2 separate regions of the Mus musculus genome follow, and region 2 is linked to region 1. The links are chromatin loops, found by intact Hi-C in ENCODE. Cell type or tissue: left cerebral cortex. All regions are shown on one strand. Each heading gives the region's core, and the rest is flanking DNA. Links, peaks and the distances in the headings are about the cores only. Region 1 has its middle 45 kb from the start of Far1os. Region 2 has its middle 27 kb from the start of Gm5600.

Region 1 (12,078 bases), core at 2,181-10,180:
ATCTGGTAGCCCTGGCCTCTGTAGACACCTGCACACACACACACACACACACACACACACACACACACACACACAATTTTAATTTTTTTAATGTTAAAAAGCTTGAAGTCAGTGTGGGTACCACAGGAATCTGATGACTTAGACTGAGGCCAATTCTCAGTTTTGAGTCTGTTGACAGGCTATTAGAGTGAGGAGCCCAAGAATGTTCTGGGAATGAATTCCCCATAAAAGAAAAGAACAACATTCACTCTATTGTCATTACTCTCCTCTTTCCTATGCCACACACTTGGCACGTCACAGACTCAGAAGGCAATCAGAAGCCTACTGGAGCACAAGAGAGTAGTGAGCAGTTTGTTGGGGACACCTACCACTTATCACTGCATTCCCGTCCTTGTGGTCTCCTAGTGGTCTTTTATAGTTTGAGAGGAAGAGGGGACTACAGATACAAACTTAAGTCACTATAGCAACGTTATGATGTGTCCGCTGTGGTTGGCAACGCTCACAAGAGGCATTGATGATCACTGATGATGAACTGTGCTAGAAACACCCCATCCCTAAGATATCATACTCAGACTGGTGTGTGGCCAACAGAACACTGCATATGTGATGGACTGTCAATTTGAAATGAGCTTGTGAATTCTGTTTGGTCACTCTCTGGCGCATGGCACTAGGGAAGTCATGTTCTGAACAACCCTTGGGAGAGGTCTACATGTAAGAACAAAGTAGCCAGCCAGCATCTAAAAGCAGATCCCCTACGCCCACACCCTGTGACTAGTGCCTCTGTGTACTTGTTTTATATATATATATATATATATATACACACACACACACACACACACACACACACATATATATATATATATACACACACACACACATATATATATACACACACACATATATATATACATATCTTTAAAAACAACAACAACAACAAACAAACAAACGTTGGTTCTGAGGTAGTCTTGTGGGGCAGCTAAGCAGAGACCATGTACAGTACAGATCCGTTTGTCAGGCTGTCCTGGTCCCAGGGGATTCATGCTGGACCCTAAGACAAAGATGCTCCAACATGAAAAATCAAAGCAGGAGCATACCATGCTCCCCTCCCCCGCCACATCTACAGTCCCTGAGAAGTTGGCCTCACAGCAGCAGGACAGTGGGCTGTGCATGTGTCCCTGTGGGAGGCTCTCATGTGCACTGCAGGTGGGACAGAGTGAATCTGTGACTGTTGTCCCATGCTCTCATCTCTGCTCTTCCACTGTGTGGCCCCGGGTTATCCCCATATCAAAGGGGAAGTGGAAATCCCAGCTCAGCAGCACACAAACCACTCAGTACTTTGTTCACGGCTCTTGGAGAGAGGCTAAAGCCTAATAGAACCAGATTTGCCTCTGGTTTTGTCACCTAGTTTGGAGATGGCAGACAAATTCCTTAACCTTTCTAGAAACTTCAGCCTGACCTCTGCCAAGTACAGTTAATAATAGCACAGAGAGTAATGGATTAGATAACGCATGCATCAGTCTCTTTGCCCAGCGCCGCCTGGCCCAAGCTAAATGTACAATAAGCATTAGCTGTGTGAAGCCCTCAGTCAGGACTATTCCAACTCAGTATCTAGTCACAGAATGTGGAGAGCCGTCCCTGTGCTCCAGCTTTCATTTCCATCGCAAATACCTCAGATGAACCAATCTGTGAGGAAGAGAGCGTTAGCTTTGGCTCACATTTTCAGAGGATACCATCCATTCCTTGGGACCTGTGGAGAGGCTGCATATCACAATGGGGTCCCGTGGTTAGAGGACTCTGTTCATCTCTTAGTGTCTGGGAAGTTAAAGAAAGAGACCAGTGCTACACAATCCTCTTCAAGAACCCATAGTCCCTACCTCTTAAAGGTTCTACCACCCTTCAATAGCACTGAGCTAAGGACTATGGGGAACAGTCTAAATTCAAACTACAGCCATTCTTCCGATAGGACTCTCCGCTTTCCTTTGTACCGCCAGCAATGTTTTTAATAACCCCGTCTCTCTAGAGAACCCTGGTTCATGCTCTAAGCCCCAACTCAAATGTCATCTCCTCTGAGAGGGATGTTCCAGAAAAGCAGACTCAGGGAAGCTCTCTGCAGTCCCTTGCTAGCCCCTGGTTAGAGCCCGAACCACACTACTGTTAGTTCACTGGCTCTTTCTCTTCTCCCTGCCTGGTCCCAATGGAAGAAAGTGAGCCTGCTTCATTCCTGATACAAAATCTGCATCATTGATGTCTGACCCATTGTCCCAGCCTCTAAAGCATCACCCCCTGAGGATGTGCTCTGTCCACAGCCTACTCAGGGGCCTCTCACTGCATGTCCAAGATCTGGAAGACCTCGGCCCAACCAGAAAGCTCCTCTATGTTTGGATCCAGATGGTTTTGAGTGGTCACTGCAGAGATTTTCCTGTGAACATTCAGCACTCCCCTCTGATAAACAGGTCTTAAAAGCTGTTTCTTAAATGTTTGAATATGGGCCCATATGAGCACGGAGGCTCAGAGATATAGGCATCTGTCCAGGGCCACTCAGAGCTGAGGTTCACACCCCCTGTCTAAGACTCGAGTTCTTCTATAATCATGCTGGATCAGCTGCCTGCCCCATCCCTCAGGTAAATTAAAAGGGAAAAAAAATCCACCTTCCGGCAAACCAACAGCTAGCTAGAATAAAGCTGAAACCCACTCTATAAAAAGACCAGTGATGAAGGAATGTGTATATGATGGGAGGTATCCTGACAACAAAGGAAGCCTTCTATAGAGAGCTGCTTTCTAAAGCAGACCAAAGAGCACCCATTTAATCTTGACCTAAGAAGCCCAAGTCGGAGGATGTGCTCACTGAAGAGCCCAGCTGGAAGTGAGTATGAGCTCACAGCTAGCTTCATAGCCGGTGCAAAGGTACCATGTGTGAAAAGGTCACCATGGTGGCAAAATGGTGACTGGACAGGACTTTTACCTAGGCAGTTATTGGAGGGAAACTAGCTTTATCCATCTCCATGTTCCATCACATGTTCCAGGAACCTCTACTTCAGGTCCCCTGTAGAGGCCCTGCGTGGGAAACAGGAAGGTCTGGGCCAAGCTCCTGACTCTGTAACTTCCTCATTGTGTGGCTGTAATCAACTTCCTTTCCCAATATTGGTCGTGTTTTCTCACTTCTAAAACAGGGAGATTGGTAGTATCAACCACATACAGTTCTTATGAGGACAGCAGGAAATTTTACATGTGAAGTCACATATTACTTAGCCTGGCTTAGTACACGTGAGATCAACATCAATATCAGTGAAAAGACCTTGTGGACCAGGCCTTGCCTGATTCACCCTTTCTTCCCAGCTTGCATGTGCTGAAGGTCAATCTCAATCGCCTCTGCCCTGTGTATGGCTTTCTCTAGGCTAGCCTTGGATGTCACTGTATCCCAGTACCTAGAGATATACAACAGATATGCAGAAATACAAGCGAAACTGATTTTTACCCTGCCCTGCTCAAGAGGGCTCTGCTCTCCCTAGTCCTCCATTTTTATCCATAGGGATCAACAAGGGACTCCATCAGGAAGGAGGGCTTCACAGAAGAGGACTATGCACCTGGCAAGGAAGCATGTGGCCTTGCTTAGCAGTTCAAGAAGCACTCATCTTGGCCCCTCCCTGTACCCATGCAGACTTCTAGGATATGGCCTTGGGGCCAACCTATTTGGTGGCAGGTTAAGCAAACAGACTTGAGCAAAGTGTTTTGCCCTGGGATGAGTGGGTGTCGATGTCTCTTAAAATTATGATGAATTACACATAACATAAAATTTATTAACTGTTGTTGAGCCAGCAGCTCGATGGCCTCAAATGTAAGCATGCTGTTGTGCAAATGTGGCTACCAGCTACCAGAGTGGGCCTCAAATTGAAATTCAACTCACACTCCCCACTCGCAGCCACACCTGGTAATCACCATTTAGTATTCTGCCTATGCACTTGACCACTTTAGATGGAAATGAGAGCTGTCCTCTCATGATGGGCTTATTTGACTTAGGGCAATGACCTCAAGGTTTGCCCTTGCTGCATCATGCATCAGAATGTCTTTCCTGTCTATGAATGGTAGGTCTATAGCAGGTACCGAAAAACTGCATTCTATCATCCACTCGTCCATCAACGAAGCCTTGTGTTGTTTCCATCTTTGGGGCTATTGTGAATAGTGCTTTGAGCACTATTTGGGAGAGCTTGCTTTCAATTTGGGAGGGAGGGGCTTAAGTCAAGTGTGTGTGATGTAACAAACCCCCTGGTAAATGTAACTTAAGGAAAGAAGGCTTATCTTGGCTCATGGATTAAGAAGGAATATGGCCCACCATGATGGGAATTATGGCAGCAGGAGCATTTCTCACACTTTGGTCCTTCCACTTCCATCTCAGGGACCTCTAAGCCTCCATCTCCATCCTGTTCTGGAAACAGGCAGAACCCTTCACCCCAGGGCTCAAATTGCTAAGGGAAGATGGCTAACACAAGGTTCCCAAAATAAGAAGCCAAGAGATGCATCTCTGTAAAAGCAGCCCCTGTTTTCTCACATGAAGAATGGTAACAATGACTTCTGGCCTCCATAAAAAGCACAAGGGAAAGAGAATGCAAGGCACTGCTAATCTGCACTCCTCCCTCCATAGCTAAGTTCGTACCATAATTCACTGTAATGAGACTCTAACCGATCTTAGATTTTTAAAATTGCTTGTCTTTTCCCCATTAGGAGCATCCAAAGATCTAGAATCTGCTTCCAAACCATTGGTGACTAGGTTCACATTCATTAACCAGATCTCAGTGTCCAGTGAATTCAGTTTCTAGTTTACCAATGCAGAACAGAGCAGGCAAGCAGAACAGAAAATCCACTAGCTCGAGAAAGAAACTTAGACTATGGGGGGGAAAACATACTTCTTAGCAAACACCATAAAGTAATGATGAGAAGCAAGGAGCGCTCATGCAAAGCATGCTTTGTGGAGTTCTGTTACAAATGCTGACGCTACTTTTATACCACTATAAGAATCAAAGCCCAGTAGTAATTCCTCCTGGAACAATTACACACTGTCTTTGGGTTTTTAGGAGACAATTAAGTCAGAGAAGCAGATGATGCTGTCCCCAGGCCTCTCAGAGGGCAAATGATATAAACAAATCTTGCAACATGAAAGAAAAGCCATATCCCTGGAGTCTGTGTCAAAGGGATTTTTCCACTGAACAAGACCCTCCACTGAGGTATGGGCAGGAAAGTTTGAAGCCGTTTGGGATGTGTTCAAATCAGAAATAACCTAATATTTAATGATTTGCAATGCTTGGGTTGAAAATAGAATCCGTAATAATTTGCAAATAAATACTCACTTATAGGGGCAAGCACAGGCTCTTCCAGCAACTAAAGCAATGCCCACTTGAGGCCACTGTCTTAGACACAGCCTTTGAAAATATTGTTGCCATTTCTCTAATCTGCCCACACTTGAAAGTGATTCATAAAACTCCCTAAATGTCAGGCTAAGTAACGTGACCTTTATCCCAGGGGCTGTGGAAGCCCTTGAGAAGGTTTTGAACAGAAATGAGAAGGTAGACTCTAGAAACATGGCTGATGAGAGGTTGACAGTCTAGAGATTGACACTGTGGGCTCGGAAGCCAGCTGGATCTTGTTTTAGCTGTAATCATTATTTCTTGTTTGACCTTGAGCAAATTATCTCAACTCCATAAGCCTCTGCTTCCACACCTGTGAAGCACGGTAATAAGAGTAACAGCCTCCCGATGTCATAAAGATGGAACAGGTAACCCATTCAGAGAACACCCGCACATGGCGAGTCAAAATGGCTGGTAGGATTAGGAATTCCACTCACTTGGGCCTGCTTCTCTGTGTAAGATCTGGCTGGCCATCACACTCAAAAAGAAAGAAAGAAAGAAAGAAAGAAAGAAAGAAAGAAAGAAAGAAAGAAAGAAAGAAAGAAAGAAAGAAAGAAAGGTCTTCAAACAGCAGCAGAAGCCACCTTAAAAGCCAGATTTGAAGATGCAGAGATGGATTCCTTGGCTTTGAAATCTCTTCCTCTACTACTGATGTGGGCATGGTGCATAATGGCTCAAAGACTCTTGAGAGCATGTGAGAACACGTCTAGGGGGTGTAAACCACTATGAGTGGTATTTGCTGTCAAGATTTAAATCTAGGTCTACTCCTCTCTGGTGTGCCAAGCTCTCTCTGTTCTAATACAGGTCCAAACATAAGCTAGAGTCTCCTCTAATGCCTTTCCCTTAATTTCAAGATACTAAGACTTTGTGCTTTGATGTAACAACAGTTGGGGCTGTACATGCTCCTCAACTGGATTTTTAAATCTAAAAAAAAAAAAAAAAAAAAAAAAAAAAGGCAGGTGGTGTTGCATTCTTAGTCACTCAACCTCTAGCTGGTTTTCAAATCGCCTTTTTCCCGGACTTGCAAGATCCAAGTTATGTTCTCAGCTGAAGGAGCACCTGCAGGTGTAGAATTTGTAGCAAGAGAGAGAGAGAGAGAGAGAGAGAGAGAGAGAGAGAGAGAGAGAGAGAGAGACTTTGCCAAAGTGTGTTCACGAGCACCATCTTCTGGCCAAAGTTCGGAACAAAAAGGAAAATGCACAAATAAGCAGGTGCCTAAATGGTCTTGTGCCTTTAATCAGCCGCTTAACTACTTAACCATGAAAACGAGCTTCCTGGGGCTAATGAGAGTTGCCCAATTTGCAGAAACAGGGTGTTTATTTTTGTAGCACAATTTTCCAGCTGCCTGCATCCTGCATGCTTTACGGTGTTAGCATCTGCTTATGCAGCATTGTTCATGGATATGGCTTTGCCTGAAGGCTCCTTCTGGAGACTAGGGGACAGAGCACGTGCTGGGTCTCTAGGGTTGAAAATTGTATTCAGAAACCCAAGCAGGCATCCAGTCTTGACCCAATAGGATCTGTAAGTCGGTTACAAGTTCTTTATATTTCCAACTAGTCAAGAATAGGGTAAGAAAGTAGGCTGAGTTCTGGAGATACTTTGAAATAGCAAGAAAAACCTACATGACCTGTAGCCAAACAGATGTGGTCAGCACATCCGTAGCTAGCTATTATTCAGATATTTTCTCATTTTTCCCCCTTCTTTTAAAAAAAAAAAAAAAGAAGGAAAAACAAAAAACAAAAAAACAAAACCAGGTGCTCTTGCAGCAATGAGTTGTATGTGTTCCTAAGGGGAGGGAAAGAAACACACTCTCTGCAAAATCGCAAACTAAAAATAATTAAGACTTATGGGAAAAATAGGACGGCGGCAGACAACCCCAAATAGATAACCTCCGTGAAAGATGCCAGTGGTTTAAGAAGAATGTCCAGTTCCTAATACACAACACAGCCTGGAGAAAATAGAGGACTCTGCCTTTAAGACAGGAAGAAAGGACAGCTTGATGGATGTCAATGTAAGAGAAACTACGACCTTCTGAGTTACCTGGAGAAGGAAACACGCACCCCCTACCCTACACCACCCCCACCACCCCCACCACCCCCACCCCACCCCCACCACCCCCACCACCCCCCCACCCCGGGCACAGGATCAGTGAGACCTGACTGACAAGTACTCCTAACATGGACTGGAGACTTCCCTGAGGCAAAAGGCCTGGAGTTGCTGGGAGCTGCAGGAAATGCTGTCTCTCTCCCTCCGTGCTGTATCCAGCTGGGTTCCTGCACTTTGCCTGCATCTTCCAAGGCCTGCCAGTGCAAAATGTTGGCAGGCCGGGAGCCTCGCAGATGAACCGCATTTCACTGGCGTTGTTCCATTTATCAAGCACATTTGAGCTAATTTATGTTAAAATCACACACAAACACGCAAGTGTGACAGCAAAACAGACTGAGCGTGGGCTGCTTCCCCAGTACACATCGACATTACCACCACCATTCCCCCTGCTGGCAGGATCAGGTCCAGTCAGCCCTGCTTTATCATGAGAGTCACAGATGTCCGTATCTCCCAGCAGGGCCTTGGGAACCCTATCCTGGCTCCTTGGCTTTGAGCCTTCTTCATGTCTAAAGTGCAGTACTATGGTAAGCAATTGAGGCATTTATGTATTCACAAGGTTATTTCAGCTACCCTTGAGAAAATCTGTCTAGAAACGACAACACTTTTGCTAATTAAAGTGCCCAGATGTAAATGGGGCTTCAAGCTTCAAGTTGGGGACACAGATTTGGTCCCTCGGTATGTGTGTTTCTCAACTACCTCCATTCTCCCCAGTTCTTTGCTTCTCTTGGTGGCTCCTTCCCCACCCCACCCCCCCATCATCATTTCCCACTGATGGTGCCTAGACCCTCCAGTTCCAAAACCCTCACAGGCAGCAATCCTGAAAGGGAATGACCTTCTCTTTCCTAATGATTTTAGCTAAAAAAAATAATAAAAGCAAAATCATGATTCTCTCGTTTAGATGCTTATAGGCATGCTCGGTGACTTTGAATTCTAAAGTGATCCAAGGATGAAGTCTCTGGACAAGCCAGAGTGAGCTGGCCCTTGGTCCCACCCAAGCCATGTGTTCAAAGACAAGGAGGTATCTCTCTTCAAAGCAAAGCAGAAAGAGATACCCATCCTCCAGGGTGCTCTGAATCAGACACCCATCCAAGAGTGTTTCTCATGAACATGACCCCTGCAAGAGACAGTTTACCTTGGACTTAAAAGAAAAGGAAAAGACAGTCCAAACATGGCCTCAATTCACTACTTATTAGCTTATAAGCAGATGTGCTATGCTGGCAAGAAAGATAGACAATTACAGACTTGGCTGACTTCACTTATATCTTCCCAAATGGTAGGCAATTGTAAACTTCAAAATCTCTCTCTCTTCTTGCTCAAGGACAGCCAAACACTTGTGTCCCAGAGAGCTAAATGGCCTTTGCCTTATGGGAGAAATATCATGCTTTTGTTCTAAAGGTAGTCACATTGAACCTCCAGATTTGATTGAACCAAAGTAGAAACCATTGCAAAAGTTGCCTTTAAGAGAAAACTCCTGGTCCAGAAGAGAATCTCAGGGACCTCATGACCCAGAGGGAACACATCTGACTCTAGAAGTCACACTCTTTGAGATGTGAATCAGGAGTCACTGAATTCGTGGGCTTCCTTTGTGTAACTCCCCCGGGATGGGCAGGATGAACATTCTTTTGGAGTTTCTCCTATTATAAATGATAGAACATACAGTCGAAAGTCTTTAAAGAGATAGAAGTGAAGTGAATTGAGTGATTTATTGGCTTATCTAAAAAGTCTAAAATTCAGGTATGGCTCGATCCAAGTGGTTTAAATGATGGATGTTTAAAAATGAAAATTTTCTATATTATGTTTCCTCTCTGGCATTATCATCAGACTTCATGTGTTCATATGTGGTAGGATTGGATTTCCATCACTAGGCTGAAGTACCTGAGAAGGTATTTTAAAAGAGGGTAAGGATTTATTTTGGCTCACAGACTCAAGGGTGTCAATCCTAGGTGGGTCAGCTCTAAAGCAGAACCTAATGTCAGGAGCTACGTGGTAGTACAGGCTGATTGACCACTTTCTGAAGCAAATAGAAAAAAAGGGGAGGCTTGAGGTCCAATAACCCTTTCAAGGACACACCCCTAATTTTCTTTGACTAGGCCCACCTCCAAGAGCAGTACCTTATAACACAGTACTCCAAGAGCAGTACCTTATAACTGTAGACCAAGTCTTCCACATATGAGCTTTTGAGCAACACTTCAGATCTAAACCCAAATCACCATGTGGTGGCCCCAGCAGCTGTCTCAAGCAACCAACAAACAAAAACTATATTGGCCTCTCTGTAGAATAAATGTTGATTAGTGTGCCAATCACCAAATTCATGAGATATAGTATTCTAATCAGCCAGTCACATGCTTCTTTCATGAAACTGGACTGGAAGGCAAGTATTGAGGTAAGGTAGGGACAGACATGAAGCACAAAAAACTATTAGATGTTCCAAACAGAATAAGGATACTGGAATCCAGGAGCCAGAAATGGACTCAAGAGTCTTCACAAAAACTTTTGTGCTCAAAGGCATTTGCTGTTTGTTGCAATGCCAATCAAACCCAGGGCTTCAAGCATGTGAGGCAAACCTCTACCACTGAGCAGCACTGCCAGCCCTTCGGGCTTCTTATAACATACATGGAGTCCACTGCCCTTGACTGGAATTCACTGACCATTGTGCTAGCTTCCCATCACTGCAACAAAAATAGCTAAGAAAATCAGCTCTGAAAGGAAAGAGGAGGGAGCTGGAGAGATGACCCAGTAGTTAAGAGCGCTGGCTACTCTTCCAGAGAACCCAGATTCAATTCCTAGCATTTATGTGGCAGCTCAAAAACAACTGAAACTCTAGTTCCAGGGCATCTACCACTCCCGTCTGGTGTCCTCAGGCACTGAATACACATGGTCTGAATGTATACATACAGACAAAACACCCACACACACATAAAATAAAAGTAAAAAATATTTTTAAAGGAAAGATTATTTTTTGGCTCACTGTCTCTGAGGTTTCACCCATGGTCAATTGACTTTGTTGCTTCTAGGCCTGAGGTGGGACAGAGCATGACAGGTACCACATGACAGAGCAAAGCTGACCACCTCATAGCGATCAGGAAACAGGAAGAAAAAACAGGAGAGGAAGAAAGGGGAGGAGAGAGGAGAGAGGCGGGAGCAGAGAAAGGGAAGGAGGGAGGAGAGATGCAGGGGAAAATATATCCTTCAAGGAATATCCTAATAACCTTCTCCAACTAGGCCCCACCTTCTAAAGTTTCCAAATCATCTAAAGGTCCATTAAATTAAGAATCCATTACCATTCTCACATACTGAGGAGGCCAGAGTTCCTACAAGCCAATCACATTCCAAAGAACCTACTTCTGAGCACTGCTGCACTAGAGACACGTTGGCTTTTGATAGACATTTCAGATACAAAACATAGCACATGGGAAGGCACACAGGAGCTGTACTGACATACAAAGAATGAGTCTTTGTGCATGCCTATAAGGCCCCAGAGCTCTTAAATGAGCTACAAACATGAAGGCTTGAACATGTGCACAGGAACACACAAACACACAGACAGGTATACAAATAGATGCATGACACATACAGACAACACATACACACATATCCCTACTTGCACACTCAGGTACTCATACTGTCATAATCACACATATGCAAACAAATGTAGATTATGAACACACATGCATGATGTATGTATACATGAATATGTACATACATGCATATAGACTTGCCCACAGCCATGCTCACATACGACCAAATACACATAGGCATATACACTTCCTTACCAATCCTGGCAGATACAGGCAGATGTAGATCTGTTTCGGAGTGGGATCCTCCAAACACTAAAATTACCACAGCAGATTCTGTTTCTCAAAGAAATGTCCTGCTTTTGATCTCTGTCCCTTTGCTGTGGCTTCTGAGTGCTGTATTCCAGGGCATCTTGCTCCACTCACCACCTTCCTACCTGGGCTCTGTGTCAAATCAGCAGGGAGCCACCCCTGGCCTTCCTCTGTAAACCTGCTCTTTGCTCTGTGCTGGTACCTCAGTAGACCCTGTTCTACACCCAAGAGATATTACTTCCACTCATTTAAGAAAGAATTTGCCTCCTGGCCAATACTATCCTTAGGCAGAAATTTTCTTAATAATAATAATATGTATAAGACAGGCCTTTCCTCCTGACACCTGCTGATTTCTTTAGAACAGTGGTGGTTTTCAACACTATTTAATCTCATCTTCATTTTGCTAGATATAAAAATTTCCCCCTCATTCTTTAAAATAAAAATGTAATTACTTTAAAAACTAAATCAAATAGTAATATTTTTATTCCATTCAACACACACACACACACACACACACACAGAGAGAGAGAGAGAGAGAGAGAGAGGGAGAGAGAGAGAGAGAGAGAGAGAGAGAATGATAAACTCAGTGTGGAGGGTCACAGCTTTGCAGCCCCTCCTGGCCAGGCCAGAGAGAAGGAGGGAGACTTTCCTGCACTTCCTTCTCGGGTCTGCCACTTTTAAAGTCTTTCTTTCCTCACTAGTATCCTAACGACTCACCAAGTACAAAGACCTTTTGCTTGGCCAAA
Region 2 (12,078 bases), core at 1,936-9,935, 130 kb before region 1:
GAGGGAGGGCATCAAGAATGAAGCTGACCAGGTCCAAGGGGACTTAGTGGGAAGGTCATGACCATGATTTCATTTGCTCAGGGCCTCCAGGCTGCTGGGAAGAGACTGTGCCTGTTTCCCTCTGAAGTGGTACTCAGAAAGGAGAGGGCTGTTAAGGAAAGCCTGCACGCCCTTGGGCAGGACTACCCAGGTCTCTAAGAGGAGATGAGGGGAATGTGAATCACAGTAACAAAGCTTCAACCATTGACAGGGTAAGTAGGTAACTGCTACTAAGGAAGCTAGAAATTCCTGCCTGTCATGAGAAAGGAGGCCTTCCTCTTAGTTCTTCTGACTCTGGCTGTATCTGGATCCCCTCTGTAGACACAGCACCCTGGATACTATGGTAATGAATGAAGCCCTGCCTCAGACCTGGTATCCCAGCTAGCCCCAGGGTAGAGAAATCAGATGGGCAGCCAGCGAGGGAAAACTAAACAGCAACGAACAACCTCTTTCTAAGTGGAATCCTATGGGAAGAGTGTAATCTCCCTCGTGGTGTTCCGATAAATTCTCAAGCAGCACCATGGCTGTGTCGAATGGGTAAACAGCCTCCCTGGGACTGGCCCCCTTTTGGCCATTATTACTGGGTGAAAATTCCCTGCCCAAGAGCTGTCCGTGCCTATACTGGGCATAGAAAATGGGGCTGCTTCCCTGTGCATTGCAGATTTCTCCATAAAAAATAAATTGTGCCTAAGTTAGCACCATTTCTACTTCCAGTCACACTTTGCTGCTTATTATTAGTGAGGTTAAATGCCAGTTTTCCAAGTTTGTGTACCCTTCTCCTCTCATGTCCCTGTTGGGTGGGCCTATAACTGCACCAATAAACTAAGCACTGCTTTAGAGATACTAATAACAAGAGAGGGGAAAAACAAAGGGAGAAACTAGAGTAAGAGATGGAACAAAATATAGTCTGGGGTCCAGGCCCTCTTCCCCTGTAGAACAAGAGCCTGGAGTTGGAGAGGAAGCTCAGGAGTTAAGGGTGCTTGCTGCTCTTTGCAGAGAACCCCAGTTGGGTTCCCAGCACCCACAGGGTAGTTTAAGGCTGTCTGTAACTCTGCTTGCAGAGGATCTGGCGCCCTCTTCTGGCCCCCTCAGGCACTGAGTGCACATGTCACATACATGCTGGCAAAAACCATCCATAGCACAAAAATAAATACGCCTTAAAAATAAAAAGTCTGCCACTGGTACATGACGTAGTAATCTTATCTGCAAAACAGAGACTCTAGCAGTTCCCGATTCAAAGGATTGAACCCCATTAAAGGGTTAAATGAACTAATATATGAAAAGCACCCAGTTTAGTGCCAAGTTATAATTATTATAAATACACGCTAGTATAATTACGCTTTCAAATGCAATTGTAACATCCTTGTGGTTGCTTCCATTTGTAGAGTCCAAGCACTAGCCTAGGCAGTGTTTGTAGGTACCGTTGGATTAATAAGGCATGGAAGGAATGGATGCAGAAGACTATCTAAAATAGGTGCGGTGTGTGGGTGTGTCCTAAATAGCATCAAACACTCAGAGGTCATGCCTCAAGGCAGAAACTGAGGTGGTAGTGGCTGTAACAGCAGTTAATATCCAGTGACTGTTATCATGCCAGGCCATGTGCTAAGCACATACATACATACATACATACATACATAAATACATACATATATACACACAAAACATACATACATATATACACAATACATACATACATACTACATAATACACATACATTTATACACATACCCACACATGGGCACACACATATACACACAGGCACACACACACATTTACATACACTCACCTATTTTAAGTCCTTACAAACTTTGATATGTAGATGACACACCCAGTAGGAGAGACCATGACATGTAGATGAGAGAGCATGCTTGTGCAGGCAACACCCCTGTGAAAGAGAGAATTCAGGGTGAGACTCAGTGCCCTCCAGCTGTTGGAACACAGCAGCTTTCACTAGCTCTTATTGATCTGCTGCGTTTTAGAAAGCATTATAATATTCTGTCCCATCTCTAGTTTTCCCATTCCCCTCACAGGGTTTATCTTGGTCCTAAGCTAATTCTTTTTCAGCTATAATCAATATTTCCAGCCCCACCACCTATGAGGAACATATGTGCTCCTCCTAGCATGTCACTGCACCCCATCCCTGGTTGAATGTACGTGATGCACTAATTCTCTGTGGAGCCCAGGGCCTAGGATCTCTATGCTACATGTTTTGCTCCCACCTTGACCCCACAACCACTATCAGCAGCAACCGCTGGGCCAGCAGCAGTGCCTGTTGGCTCAGCATGGCCATCCCATTGCTTCTCCATGGACTCTGAGGTACCCTCCAGAATTCCCACCTGCTCTGTGCTTCCTCTGAGCCTCTAGCACTTCTGGAGCTGAGGGGAAGATGTGGTCCTAATGGTCTTCCTCCGCCTCTCTCTTAGGAACACATGACACAGCCTGGACCACCTGCCCAGTGTCTGTGGCCAGAGCTGCAAAGCTGACCCTGAGGATAGTCAAGCTAAGAAACCTCTCCCAAGGCTCTCACTTCTATCTCAATGATACCCTACACCCAAAGACCACATTCATTCGGACCCTATTTCTATGGATTGTTGTTGTGTTCAGACACAGCGATTACATAACCCTCCCACCCTAAGGTGGACTCTATCTCAACAGCTATTACTGGGCACCAGCTTTGTGCATAGCCTTGGAACAGTAGTGATTCAAGCACCCCAGTCTTTGATCCCAGAGCACCATCATCCATCTGGTCCATATTTAAATCAACTCAAGTTCACTGTGGTGATAATCTTCCTCTTATACATAATTATACTTTACACACAGCTTTTTATTTTTAAAAACTCCACCAGAGAGCCCTACCATCTGTGTGGACTACCTCTTTCAGTACTGAGCACGGTACTGTGGGCCCGAAGGCAATTAATGTAAGCTCTCTGATGCTACTGACATTCCCAGGCATTTCCTTCCAGTCATTCTAGTTAGCGTCTTAATGTGATAATAGGTTGATTGATTTTTATGTGAGTCTTAATCACCCATTAGATGTTTAACCTGTAATTCAATTTTGGCTTCCTCAGCCAAATGACCTTGGCCAGGTTGCACTTCCTCTCTGAACCCCGGTCTCCTCACCTGTTTAAGCAGGTTCATAAAAGGCTTAATGTGATAATTAAATTAAGCAGAAGCCCAGGTTAAAAGGTTGTGTATACTCATAAAATTCTACTTAGTCATTTTTCTTTTCTTTCAGCGTGTACTGTAGTCTGGATTCTGTGCCAGACTTTGGAAATATCAGGAGACTGACATGTGGTCTCTGTCCCCCTTAAATCTGCAATCAGGTGGGTAGAAAGGCATGCAAGCATGTGCTTGCAACGCATTTGGATCTCTAGGAATTCTTTGGGGAGCAAAGGAATAAATATTTATTAAATTCAACAATTGAAGTTGGAGAAATCTTTATGGGGAGCCACTGTGGTGTGTCTGTATGCGCATCTGCATCCTTTGCACTTGGCCTTCGTGGACTGGTTCCCTAGATGTCTGGCTTTCCTGAAATAAGCACCAGGAAGCCAATCAGACTCCTCTTCCCTCTGGAGCAACCATGCCCCCCCCCCCAAGAACAGCTGAGAATGCTGATGACCACTTAACGGATTCTGAAACCATCCACCAAATCTGGACCTGGATAAATATGCAAAGAACGGGTTCCCTGTTGACCCTTCCCCTGAATGCTTTTCCCAGGCCTGCTGTCTCCCACTGCCCAGTAACTCGTTGCCGTGGGAGACAAGTGTACTTAGTGTGATAAGTCACATTGGACTCTGGGCCTCTCCAGTCTCCTGTCAGGTTGGTCTTGATGCTATGCTAAAACCCCCAGTGTTCTGAGGACAGGATGCCTTTATGGTTAAATGCATCACACATCTCTGAGACCTTTCTTTAAATAATCCTATTGCCATTCTCCTCGTGGGAGCCCACAGAGGTATGGATCTTGCCCAGCTGAAACCAATAAGGGTATCTTGATTAATTCCTGTCCTGTCAATCCCATCTCTTGAGTGTCAGGGTTCAAACCCATGCAATGACAAGCCCAGGGTTCCTTTCTTAATGAGATAAGAGATGTTTATAGAGTACAAATCACCACCCTGTATGAGGCCTCTTAGCAGCAGTGGAGGTGGAAGGAGGTGGAATCAGAAGCCAGCTCTTAAGACTTGGGTTGTTAATGTCATTGACTGGAATTCGGGTTAAAGGAGGTAAAGAGACTTAGCGTTTCTGAAGCGTAGTCTAAATTCGCTTTCCCCTTCAGGTAGACACACGAAGCAAAATTTGGCAGCTTTAAAATATATTACATGCCTTTGTGATGGTTTGCTTACAGAGCTTATTTATGATAATGGTGGTTAATATTTACTGAACACCAAACGTGACATCTATTTATTTTATTGGATCCATCTAGAAGTCCTGTGAAGAAGGTACTTGGATTAGCTTCTCTGCAGATTAGGCAGACGAGGTGTAGGAAGCGTGAGTCATTTGCCCAGGGTCACATGGTTAAGCGGAGGCAGCGTTAAACCCCAGAATGCCTGACTACAGATGACACACTCAACAGTGTGTCACCCTGTTGACAGAGAAGCAGGCTGCCTGTGATAGAGCGTGGGGGGTTCCCTGCCAGTTGCCAGCTACCTGTATGACCTTGAACAGATTACCTAAGCTCCCTGTAAGATGAGCACAATCAAAATGCCTTCCTGCAAGAGCAGTCGTTCAAGTTAAACTGTTAGCATACGAGAAATAGTTAGTGTGGCGCTCTGCAGAGAGGGCCCAGCACACGTCTAAGTCCCTCTGGCTTAGGAATAATACCTTAGGGCTCTTGGAATCTTTGCTCTCAATATGTTTTACAGCGTAAAGTATGCAAGTCAACCATTTTACCCATGAAGCTACAGGTGGTACTGAACCTACACATACTGTATATTCCCTATACATATAAGCTACAAGAAAGTCTGTTTTACAAAATGGCATCATGAGAGGTTAACATCAATAATGATAAAGCAGAAAAACGATGCTGTGATTAAAGTTATTCATCTTTAAATAGCTCTCTCCTTCTTCCCCTCTCTCCTGATCTGTTTTATGTGGAGAAAATGGTAAGTTGGGTTAAGGAGTAAAGTGCTTGTCATAAAAGTGTAAGGACTTGCCTTCCACCCCAGCAGCCATGTGAAGAAAGCTGGACTTGGTGGCACATCCCTGAGGTTACAGGAATTGGGAAAAGGAGACTGGCCAATCCCTCAAGCTTGCTAACTAGCCAGACTGGTTTACTCATGGAGAGGCCTTGTCTCCAAATGAAGATGAGAGACCCTCTCTCTAAAACCAAGATGTTGGCTCCTAAGGAAGAAAAACAGCTGAAACTGACTTCTTCCCTGCCACACACACACACACACACACACACACACACACACACACATGCACACATGCACTCATGTCGTTCACAACTGTTCTCTTTCAACAGTTGACCCTTGAGCATTTCTGTTCCATTTTGCTCTTGTCTGGCTTCATTGGGTAGAAGGTAAATTAGTCAACCCAGTACAGAAATGTCAGGTGGAAGAAGAACCCTAATCTTTCCCAAAATCAAATGCAGACCCTAAAGCTGGAAATAAAAGCTACAAGAGTCTAAAGTAATTAATCATTCACAAGATGTTTCCTGCCTGTGGCTGAGTCTCAGGAATGAGCAGAGCCCAGTGTCCCGGTGCCTTCGCTGAGTCCTCCGCAGGTTCGACAATGCGTTCCAAAGGCTTGAGCAATCACTACTGAATGAGAGGAATCGGGATTCTGATTAAGTTGCCCTAGTTGGGAAAGATCTAGAATCTTGCCAAAAGGTTTCCAAGACTGATAGGCATTTAAAAGTGAAAGCAACTCTGAGTCTGCTTGGATTCATGAGCGGAGCTCCGGAGGTATGTAATTATGACTGAAACAGAAATATAATTTTATCATCTGGGAATCGTGCTCTCTGCTCCACTTTCTACCAGCACAGCTATATATAGACATACTCAGAAGGGAGATTCCTTGGGTAGAAGGCAAGTGAGAAAAATCATGCTTTTCCTTCTTCTGATAACAGATAGTACTATTCAAACCCAAATAGATATTCACTTATCTAATGGTGTTGAAAAATTCACAGCTATTGCATGGTTTTGCTGTGTGATGAAAATTTTTATTCTTTTATTTTTAAGAAAAGGTTTACTGTATTAGTTTTTCATATCTCTCTCTCTCTCTCTCTCTCTCTCTGTGTGTGTGTGTGTGTGTGTGTGGTGTGTGGTGTGTGTGTTTGAATGTGTGCCATGTGTGTACAGGGGCCCTTAGAAGCCAGAAAAGGGTGTCAGATCCCTGGCACTGGAGTTACATGTGTTTGAGAGATGTGTGCTAGGAATCAAACTGGAGTCCTCTGCAAGAGCGGTATAGGCTTTCACCGCTAACTCTGTCTCTCTGTCTCTCTGTCTCTCTGTCTCTCTGTCTCTCTGTCTCTCTGTTTCTCTCTGTCTCTCTCTGTCTCTCTGTCTCTCTCTTATTTCTAATTCTTTCTTTTTGCTTCTGGTTTTGTCACAGAGTCTTATACTATGTAACCCATGCAGGGCTGGAACTCCCATCTTGACTTCACACTTCTGAGCCTGCTCCCCTGGCCTTCTCGGTGTTGGGAGTGAATGTTCACCACCACACTTGGCCTAGGAGGAGTTTTGTTTTTTTATTTTTATTTTTTTAAAGTCTCATCTGCAGCTTATATGGGGAGCTGCAGTTATCCTATGAGATGGGAACTCTTTATTTTTCCTATTGTAATCATTATGATGGTTAAATTTTGCAGACGAAAGAAATAAGGCATAGGAAAAGTAAGCAAGGTCCCCAGGATTACACACCTGGTATAAAGGATGCTGATTTAAACGCTGTCTGACTCCAGAGCTCTTTTCTCAGCATGATCCTATTCTGTCTCACCAGTGATTGACAGGTGTCAATCTCAGTCCAGATGCTTCCATATCAAAAGCTGAGCACGTTAGAACACCGAAGAGAAACATCATTGCACACATTACCATATCACCTATTTAGTAAGTACCATTATCTTCACTGTTCTTAACTAGAACTCTTGTGCTGGTACCCTCTCTAGGCAGGGCAGCATCCTTAGACAGCCATATGCCCCAGGGACTTTGCACATGTCTTCTCCTGCCTGGCATCCCCTGTACCCCCCCCCCCCATCTTCCATGCTACTTACTGCCACCCACTCGCTCAACCTTAAAATATCATTTCCCAATGAAGTCTCTCTTGAATACTTTCCCCTCATCCCTCTTTTATGCATTCTCTTATCCTCCTACACAGTTTCTTTCGTAGCAACCTGCAAGTTTGCAATTAAATGTGTAATTAGTTAGTTATTAAGTGGCAGGCTCCCCTGCTAGGCTATGGGTTCCACGAGGTCTGGGCTCATGCCTATGTGGCTCACTATTAGCGGAGAGCCCGTCGGTGTTAACCTAGTTATTTCTGAACCACAAGTGAACCACTGAAGGAGAGACCATCCACGCCTTTGTGTGGACTTGCTGTGGGATTGATGGGAGAGAAGGAGAGGTTTAGAAGGAGAGGAAGCTGACCAGAGAAAGTTCTTACCTAGGCCTTGACCCTGGAGCTGGTCCCAGGGGGAGAGCTAACATTTCAGATAAAGACCCAAAGGGCAGAGCACTCTGAGCCAGGCCAGCCAAGTCTGCTGAGCCAGTTGCCATTTTACATATTGAGAAAATAAAATCAGCAAACAGTAAAACAGCCGAAGTTGCTATTTTTCTTTCATCCAAGAGCTCTCAACACAGAGACTGTCCTTAGAGGCCCAAAGACAAATGGAATTGCTTAGCCTGAAGATGGTTGCTTTCACGGACCAATGGAAACCATAAAAGCCAAGACACAAAATGTTACTTGTGCATTTGACCCAGATACCATTCTTTACTGGGAAGAACAGGAAAAGAGCTGTGGCTTTCTGAGAAGGGCATCTCCTTTGTCTCCGCCTCATGTTGCCCCTCCTCTCAGTGAGAACAGTGAGATGGCAAAATTTCTCAGCTCAGTCATAAAGAGTCTCTTAAAAACTAGTCCTTCATTTTTTTTTAAAGCTCAAAATCAATAGAAGAAATCACACAAAGATCAATACTTTCAACTCCATAAAAATTAAAAAGTACTCTATGTCAAAATTCCACACAACCCAAATTTAAGGCCGACAGTAAATAGAGAAAAATACTCACTACAGTGGAATTCAATTTAATTCAGTTCGACACATGTCTGTTGTGCTCCCTCAGGTAATGAGAATGGTTAAGTATTGTCGGGAGTGTGGGGAGCTGCCAACCTCAGGACACAGGGAAGGGGACAAGGAGACTGACCTTCCCAGTGTCACTGTCAGTGACAGGGCTATGCAGGATGTAGAAGCACCCCAGGAGAAAGACAAGAAAGTGTACCTGAGGTTGTGGTAGGGCTTGACTCTGAACTGCAAGCCCACATTTTGAGTGATTATGTCCCAGCCAGTGGTACTATTTAGAAACCACATTGAATCCTTATGACCTGGCAGAAGTGAGTCACTGGGGCTGGGCTTTGAAGGTTATAGCCCAACTCTTGTTCCCAAGGGTTCTTTCTGTTTCTTGGTTCATCATGATGTAAACAGCCTTCCATGCTTTACAATACAGGAATCCTTCAAAAGTTCCACCTGAAGTACTTTCTCCCTGTACTCTTTGCTTTCTGTCAACTTGGCACAAGTTGGGGTCATCTCAGAGGAGGGAACCTCAACTGAGCAAATGTCTCCATCAGATTGACTTGTGTGGGGCTTTTTCTTGATTGATGATTGATGTGTGAGGCCCTGCCCACTCTGAGTGGCTCCACCCTGGGCAGATAGTCCTGGGAGGTATAGAGTAGCTAACCATGAGCCCTAAGAGAAAGCCAACAGTCACCATGTCCCCAAGGCCTCTGCTTCAGTTCCTGGCTTCAGGTTCTTGCCTTGACTTCCTGCCCCGAGTTTCCTCCATGATGGACTGTAAGCTTTGAGATTAAATTAACCCTTTCCTCCCCACATCACTTTTGATCGTGGTATTTACCACAGCAATAGAAAGCCAGCAAAGAGGTCCCTTTACCAGTTTCCTCCGAGCATCTTGCAGCACAAAAGCATCTCATGCTGTTAGCCTGGATTTCAGAAAAAGCTCCCTGAAGATACTTCCTTAGTCCTGATAAAAGCTGAGCAGGCAGGATCCAAGGCAACAAGAAGAGGGCACACAGAACCGCGACTGAAACAGATAAAGACAAGGGGGCATGAACACCGTGGTGTGCGTGGGTTGATGGAGATGGCAGAGTATGTCATACAACACTGGGAGTGCTGGAGACAAGGCTGCCCACCTAAACAGGACTAATTCATAGAAAATTTCACTCTGTCCTGTAGCTGATGGGCAGCCATGAGAGGTTCTGATTTGCTAGTAAACCATTTTCTTGCCTTTGGACATACGTTTTAAACCCACCAACAAGGAGCTTTGTAAGTAGGTGCTTAGAATTAAAGGTTTTAATGGCAAAGGGGGAATGTGGTCTTTGCTAGCTGACTTCCTCACTGAGGACACGGTGGAGTTGGGACATCACAGGTGCACAGCAGAGAGGCAAGGGAAGTAGTACTGTCCGTGTGGCAGCTACAATGACAACAAGAACAGACTCTGCTCCTACCCTTAAATATGCTCAAGGAAGGTGACCTTGAGAAAAGCAAAATGACATTTGGCCTGCTTTTATGTGTCAGTGGGAAAAGTACACCATATGGAAACCAAAGAGAGGCCTTTCTGCTTTAAAAAAAAATTATTCTAATTCCCTGCATATTTTATGCAGGGAAAAGAACTAAATTAAAATGAGTAAGAATAGCCTACAAGATCCTTAATTGATAAGGAAAGAAGAGCTCATTTAGTTAGTGGCTGTCTTGAATAATATCTACCGGAAAGGGTGTAATCTAAAGATGCCTGCGGATCAAGACAGAAAGAACCCGAGAAATAAGGCAGCAGTCAAGAAGAATTCCATAAATTAAATCATAGTTTGAAAGGATGAAGTCATGTTAACGCTCATTACCATATTTTAATTTCATGGTGATTAAAATTATAATGTAGCATGTATTGCCACTTAATTGATCTGCCAACACCAAGTATTTGCAAGTTTCTTTTTGTTCTCTGAAGTCATAAACTATCTATTCTCTGCTGCATAATTTCAGGGGTAATTTTAAACCATAAATATTTCTCTTTATTAAAATTCTCAGGAATTAGAACCTAGATCTCTATTTATTTATATCTGCTTTGGCGAGAGGCCAGGAAATTCATTTTCTTACATTTTGAATTCTACAAAATTAAAGTGCTAAAGAACGTTATCTATTAATCTTCATGCTGCCTTTCCTGACAGTTTTACAGTTTAATCGAAATGTTCGAGGTCTCTGGGGGAGCAAGTTAAACTCTGTCCCTTGAAGACTGGGCATTTCGCCTCGAGTAGAAGCTTCTTATTGAAGATGTGGAACCATGCTCCTGTCAAGCCATGAGCAGCCTTACAAGGATGGCCTGCCCCCGGCTGACACCAGCCCCTAGGGCTTTCAGCTCACTCTGCCCCTTACTTTACACTCACTTCTGCAGATAGATACTGTCCCTCTGCTGTCCTTAAGATGGCCCATCATGGAGCTGACCCTTTTGAATGGAGACCAACCCTGGCTCTCAGGTGCCTAAGAGCCCAGCCACCCTGGCTCGGATGGAGTAAATGGTGCATATGTCACTCGGAACCTCACGAGTCTCTTCAGATAAGAATTAATTTGGCAAATCGCAAAACTTTCCAGGGACAATACCTTTCCTAATGACTCCCTACTCCTTTGACATCCCGTTGCCCTGATTAATGGTCATTCAAATTGGCCACCTGGCATAGCTCACTGTCAAAATAAAAAAGGAGATGGTTTCAGAAGGCTCTTTCTTTTGTGTAGTGGAACACCCCAGCTCTGTCTCTGTGATGGTCTCCTTCCCCCCCCTCGCCCCCTGTGACAGTTACAAGCATAGATAGTACCTGAATCCTAACACATTAGTGGCCCCCACTCTGCACTTGTATTTCAGGCTTTAAATTAAATACATGCTGCAACTAGCTCCTCACGCTTTTTCAGAACTATTGAAGGATGGTCAGGTACTTTAAGTGAACGACCTGCAGACAGTTGAGCCTTTATTATGTACTACCTGGAGGTTGCGGGGGCAAAGAAACAGCTTATTTTAAAAACATTATTGCAAAATTATGAGCAAAGAAATGGAATTTCTATGCTAGGCATCCCTGTGAATTTGATCATTTTCTCGAAATTTTTTGAATCTGGCTCTTGTGTAACTTAGCATTGAACACACATGAAGCTCATACACAAGAACATACCACAGACATTCTGTAATGTCTATAAACAGTTGGCTGCAGGAACAAGGACACAATCAGAATGACACAGCCTTAAGAGCTTACTAGCTGCAGACAAGGGATGATGCTCACATCCCTAGGTAGGAAGAGGAGCCAGGGAGCCAGTGTCAAGCAGTAAAGAGCTTCATAGTCCCCCAGTTCCTCCTTTGTGTGCCACTGTGGACTCCACTGAGTCCCCAAGCAGGGTCCAAACTCATGTAGCATCTGGATGGCTCCAGCCTCTCAGATGAACTAGCATGGCCTCTGAATACAATCTGAGACACAAAGAGAATGGAATCCATTGCTCTCCAGCAACCCCCTCAAGATGGTGATGGTGCCATTATGGATAATTATTTACCCAGTCTCTGATATCTGAGTGCCTAGGTTCAAATCCCAGCCCTAACATACCTCCCAAAGCTCTGTAAATCTGGGCTGACTATTGTTCTCTTCATGACCAACTTCCTCATCAGTGGAATTGATCAAGTGATTCTCTCTGGTTCAATACTAAGTTTGGACAAGATGAAGAGGTCGAGGGATAGAGAATGAAAGGAAGCTAGCTGACTTCCTGAGAGCCCAGACATCTCCACACATTCTTGGGTCTACAGACAGCCTGAGGAATCTTCTCTAGGTCTCTCTACCTCCATCTCCACAATTCTT

Evidence for each region. A loop is a pair of places that touch in the nucleus more often than their neighbours do. Peaks named below come from ENCODE experiments on the same cell type or tissue, not always from the same donor. Only the 100,000 strongest peaks of a DNase experiment are listed, where the experiment ranks them.
Region 2: it touches region 1 in a loop (2.8-fold over the local background); 2 of 42 quality-filtered maps call a loop at or near these places.

What each region holds. Positions count from the first base shown.
Region 1 is chr7:113,603,835-113,615,912 of GRCm38, reverse strand. No RefSeq gene overlaps it. Among named protein-coding and RNA genes, the nearest start is that of Far1os, 45 kb to the right of the region's middle. In left cerebral cortex, for the core only: CTCF peaks have their summits at 6,581 (motif pointing left), 7,710 and 7,910 (motif pointing left); DNase peaks (open chromatin) are centred at 6,625 and 7,806.
Region 2 is chr7:113,731,874-113,743,951 of GRCm38, reverse strand. No RefSeq gene overlaps it. Among named protein-coding and RNA genes, the nearest start is that of Gm5600, 27 kb to the right of the region's middle. In left cerebral cortex, for the core only: no CTCF peak of the experiment used is centred there; DNase peaks (open chromatin) are centred at 4,565 and 5,910; H3K4me3 peaks cover 392 bases.